Regions from separate parts of the Homo sapiens genome. Here region 1 is linked to region 2. Evidence: chromatin loops called from intact Hi-C (ENCODE). Cell type or tissue: MCF 10A. All regions are shown on one strand.

Evidence for each region. Hi-C counts contacts between places; a loop is a spot of excess contacts. Peaks named below come from ENCODE experiments on the same cell type or tissue, not always from the same donor. Only the 100,000 strongest peaks of a DNase experiment are listed, where the experiment ranks them.
Region 1: it touches region 2 in a loop (13-fold over the local background); 53 of 110 quality-filtered maps call a loop at or near these places.

Annotation. Positions count from the first base shown.
Region 1 is chr1:202,806,566-202,809,065 of GRCh38, forward strand. KDM5B (lysine demethylase 5B) reads right to left here and starts at 1,856. Exons shown (of 27, transcript NM_006618.5): 1 at 1,537-1,856. The coding sequence starts at 1,740. RefSeq lists silencers at 741-810, 911-1,030, 1,431-1,630, 1,661-1,870. In MCF 10A, no CTCF peak of the experiment used is centred here; DNase peaks (open chromatin) are centred at 1,106, 1,546 and 1,906.
Region 2 is chr1:202,888,018-202,890,517 of GRCh38, forward strand. RABIF (RAB interacting factor) reads right to left here and starts at 1,132. Exons shown (of 2, transcript NM_002871.5): 1 at 956-1,132. The coding sequence starts at 1,081. RefSeq lists a silencer at 538-827 and an enhancer at 898-1,167. In MCF 10A, no CTCF peak of the experiment used is centred here; DNase peaks (open chromatin) are centred at 494 and 1,164.

The sequences.
Region 1 (2,500 bases), 81 kb before region 2:
CTGGCCAGTTATTTTCTGAAGCATGTATTTCATCTCCATTTTCAAACTTGCTTAAGAAAAACTAAAGTAGGTGTCCGTGTTTTAATTTGGGGCAGGGAAGGGTTAAGAAGCCTTATTTTCAGGGATCTCCCTGAAAACAGCTTTCCAAAACATAACGATTACAAACAGAATCCCTACAACTCAAAATGTCATTACAAAAAGCAAGCTTAAGGGAGAAAGGGGTGGGAAGGGGTCTTCCTCTACTTAGAAGTGGGGGTGGGGGAAGAGAGTGGGGAGAAGATTCTTAAACAGCAGGAAAGGCAGTTAAACCCGCTTCCCAACGGTCCCAGCCCGTCCAACCGCCGCTTAGGCCAACTCGGACTCAGACCCTCCCGAAAGGTGGGCAAAAAAAACAGGGGTGTAGGAGCGCACCCAGTTCCGGCCACGGAGGAAGGAGTTGGCCGGGCTCTCCTCAGCGAACGTTGGAGCCGTTACGGATGGTTTCAGCAACACCCACCCCTCACTCACTGCCCCCAGGCCCGAGGCGCTGTAGACAGGGCTGGAAGGGCTGCGGTGGGTGACTGCCTTTCAGTGCCCGGAGCCTGAGGGCCGGGGGAAACGAGCACGAAATCTTCGGAGGTCTCTCCGTCTGACGTTCCCCTACAAACACGGCCTCGCCCGGACCCCATCCCCACCAGCACAGCCCAGGCCTCCCCGGGGAGCCGAGCGGCTGAGCCAGAAGAAGCCGGGAGTGTGCGCGTTCGGGAGCGCGGGCGGGCATCGGGGCCCACCGCCGCCCGTCCTGCCCCCGCCGCCCCAAAAGTGTCCCCCAGACACTAACGCCCCCCACAAACATCCGCTCCGGGGCTGGACCCGCGGCTCCTCCCCGCCCCCAGCCAGCGCTGGCCGCCCCCTTCTTGACCCCGGCCCGGGGGACACCTGGAGGCCCGGGGACCAGGCGGTGGAGGGGTGCCCTGGTCTGGAGGGTGGGGCGCCCAGGTGAGGGCCGCTCCGGGCCGACGCCGCCACCACACAAAGGACCAGGGGCTCCCGCCGCCATATTGAAAACTTTCCTCCTCGCACGACAACTCGCAAGTCCCCCACCCCCACCCCACCCCATCACACACCCCCGCACCCCGGGAGCGGAGGCGAGGACCAGCCTGCCGAGCCTCGCCGGGCCCACAGTCCTCCCTCCAGCCCGCGCCTCCGCCAGGCTCCGTGAGGAAACTCCCCCGCGACCACCCCCGGCTCCTGCCATCACTCCATCCGGAACCGAACCCGAACCTCCGCACCCGGCCGCCCGAGCCCCGCGGCGACCCGGCCCTCCCATGGCACCGCCGAAGCCCCCGGTTCTCCCACGCTCCTCATCTCCCACCCTGGAGAAGCCCCCGTCTTCCTCCCCCGGCCTCAACTCCGACCTTCTAGGCAGCCCCAAACTTGACGAGGCCGGCGGGGCGACCGGCTCCCCGCCCCCCGCGCCTCGGGCCTCCCCGGACCCGCGCGTCCCCGCTCCCTCCCCCAGCCACGAGCTGGATCCGGGGTGCTGGCGTGACTCACCGGCGGCGGCCGCACCTTACAGATGCCAGTCTGCTCGGCTATGGGCCGGATCTTGTGGATGAAAGCGAAGGGGTCCGCGAACTCTTCCCAGCTGGGTTCGAAGACCGGGCACTCGGGTGGAGGCAGGAACTCGCCCAGCGGGCCCGGGCCCCCGAGGGGCAGCGCCGGGCGCGGGCCTGGGTGCAGTGTGGTGGCCGCCTCCATCACCGCAGGCTGGGCAAGGGCGAGGCGAAGGTGGGCTCCGGGACCGAGGCTGCGAGCTCCGCTCGGTCCGAGACCCGTGCAGACGCGGCTCGAGCAACAGCAAGTCCGAGTTGTACGGGCAACGGCAGCACCTTGGGCTTTTTCAGCCTCCGACGACGACGTCTCGCCGCAAGCCCACGCCGTGCGCCTCCGCCGCCACGGCGAGGAAAAAGAGTCCCACCCCACCCCCATCGACCCACCCTCCGCGCGCGGCTCCCCGCCCCGCCCCCGAATCGGGCGGGGCCGCGCCTTCCGCTGTGGATGGAGTTTATCCTTAGGGTTTCAGTTGAGCCAACTTTTATTGACCATTTACTATGTATCAGAGTTCCTGCCCTGAAGAAGTTAAGTCTGGTAGAAAGGATCAGTCCCATAAGCCAATCATTCAATCACGTCAGTACACAATGGTAGGTGCAGTAAAACCCAGGAGGGGGTTTTGGAAAGAGTATTGGAAACGGAGAAGGATTTTCCAGTAGAGATAACAGCTTGAACATACACATAGCATGTTCATGAGAAGGCAATAGTAGTAATAATAATAATAACGTAACATTTTGGGGCACTTTCATATCCTAGGCACTGTTCTAATTGCATCGCATGATTAATCACACAACCCTATGAGATAGGTACTCTTATTTCCACTTTACAATAAGGAAAGTGAGGCATAGGTAGGTTAAGCAATTTGCCATAATTCACATGGCTAATAAGTGATGGAGACTATTGGGAG
Region 2 (2,500 bases):
ACAGATTCCCTTTTTTCCTCCTTTGATGAAAGGCTGTTTTGGACGAATGGGTACCTCTTGCTCTTCTACTAGACATTACACTTCACCATCTGTTCAAGCACGTGAAATAATAAAATGATCTGCATATTTTTAGAAATAATTTTGAATGATAGGATGTGTCTATGGTTGAAATGACATTATATTTGCACTTCAACACAGTTTACCGAAATAAATTTTTTTTTCAACTTTCTCACTTGCGATGATGGTGGTAGGAAGGGTATTAAAATCCCTAAACTGAAGGGAAAAAAAAAGTTTTTCTTCGAAATTTACTTCCAGGACGTCAGGGATCTACTGCACTTGAAATATGATTCATCTGGAAAACCACAGGCTTCCAGTGCCTCGGTAAAGTGGGTAGGTTACCAGGGTTATTTTGCCGCGTCCCCAACACCAGTTGTTCCTGGGGATCCTCTGTGGAGCAGATAGGTGCCCGTCATAAATGAGACGGTGAATTCAGGACTGGCGGGTGAGGTCTAAAGTGGGAAAGGAACCCAGCAACACCCGCGGTGAGCGGCGGCCGAGAGGCACCTGCCGGGTCCTGCAAGCTGGCGGGAGCTCCGAGAGCCGGAATGGGGCGCCTCCCTTCCACGCGCCCGCGGAGCACCGGCCTTGGACGGCGGCGGGGCGCACGGCCCGCGCTCGAAGCCCCCCCGGGGGCAGAGGGCCGGGCTGGCTGGGCCGGGTGGCCCAGGGAAGGGTTCCCGCGGCAAAAGATGCCGGGGCGGGACCCGGTTCCCTCCCTAGCCTTCAGCGGCCCCAGGGGCGGAGCCTCGCCGAGCTGAGGCCCGAGGGGCGGGGCTTAAGGCCGCGCGAGGAGGGCGCGGTTGCCGGAAATTGAAGAGCCGGGGTTCAGATTCTGACTGCGGCGGCTCGTCGGGGGAGACTGTGGGTGTAAACGGCCTCCAACCTGCCTCCCTACCTGTCGGCGAGAGAAGAGAGCGGTCCCTGGCTGCAGCACCCGGGAGCCGCAACGCTGGCACAGCACCGCCTTCCGGTTTCGGCCCTCGGCTGACACTAACTCGCTCGGCTGCTCCGCTGGTTCCATCGCCGCTGCCGCCACAGGCTCCTCAGCCACGGCTGCGCAGACGCTGTCTCTGCTGGCTCGTTATTCACTGCGCTGGCGCGGCTTGGCAGAGGCGGGGCGGCGAGCGGACGGTCACTATGTCTCTGCGCAGGCGCCCGCTTCCCCGCTCTGGACTCTACTGCGCAAGCGCCTTCATTCATTGCCTAACCTAAGTGGCTAGGTGTCGGCAGGCTTTGTGACAGGGACACTTCTTGGCACCAGTGACACATCTCCATACCCACCTGGCCACTGGGCTTCACTTAAAACCTAGACAAATCATTAGGTTGACCTTACTGTTTAGTTTTCTGGGATCTGAATTTAGTCTCCTGAATAAATGGGGACATTATTGGGGGCAATATGAAGGGAATCTGGGTCGGACTTCCCATCAAGTTTTAGCCACATTAGCTTCTTCTATAGGAAACTACTTAGAGGGGCATGTATCTTTTCGGTATTGGAAAAAGATGCGTGGAAACTTTAATTGCTGGTCTCTTCTACTCATTGTGACCATTTACTATGCGGCAAAATGTGTCAAAGCGCCTTTAGAAACTTACTAAATCATCAGTTTCCTTACGGGGTCGGCACGCTTGTGCACAAAATGAGAAAGGTAAAGATCAGAAAGGTTGCAGCACAACTCTAAAGCCACTGCTCTTAATTAACTAGGATTGTCAGGAAAGCAAGATTATTTCAGACAGAACAGTATTATATATGAACAAGGGTGAGAACAAATTTAGGAATGGTTAGTAGACCACTGTGGCTGACCCACATTACACGTGGGGAGAAGTGGTAGTAGAGGTAGGTAAGGCAGAGTGGGCCCAGAGCTCCATGGCTTTAATGTCATGCTAAGGAATTTAACATTAATAACATGAACAATGGGAATCTGTGGAATTTTAGGCCAGAAATAACTGTTCGATATTTACTGTCTGCTGTATGTTAAGCACTGTAATGATCCTATCTGTGCTTCAGAAAGATAACCTATGAATAAATAGAGGGGCTAGATTGAAGAGAGGAAAAAGAGTAGAGGTAAGGTATCAGGTAGCTATTACCTCATCAGTCTAGCTCAGAAAGGCCCTGAAGCTAGCAGAGGGAACAAAGATATGGGAATGGACTTGAAACAATTAAAATTGTACAGAACTTAGAAACTAGCTGGATGTCTGTATTGTGATGGGGGTGACACAAAGCAACTGCTGGTTTTCCCAGGTTAGATAACTAAGTAGCTGGTTGCCAGTTATGGGAGCTTAAAAAAATAAGATGAACCACCAAATTAGGGGTATCTCTGTGTATGTATGTGAGCACATGAAAGTGTGTACGATTGTGAAGAGTGAAAAAGGAGCTGTTTTACGTGTTGATTTTTCTGTAGAACATACCATTGTGGCTTCAGTGTATGAACTATTTGTGAAGTTG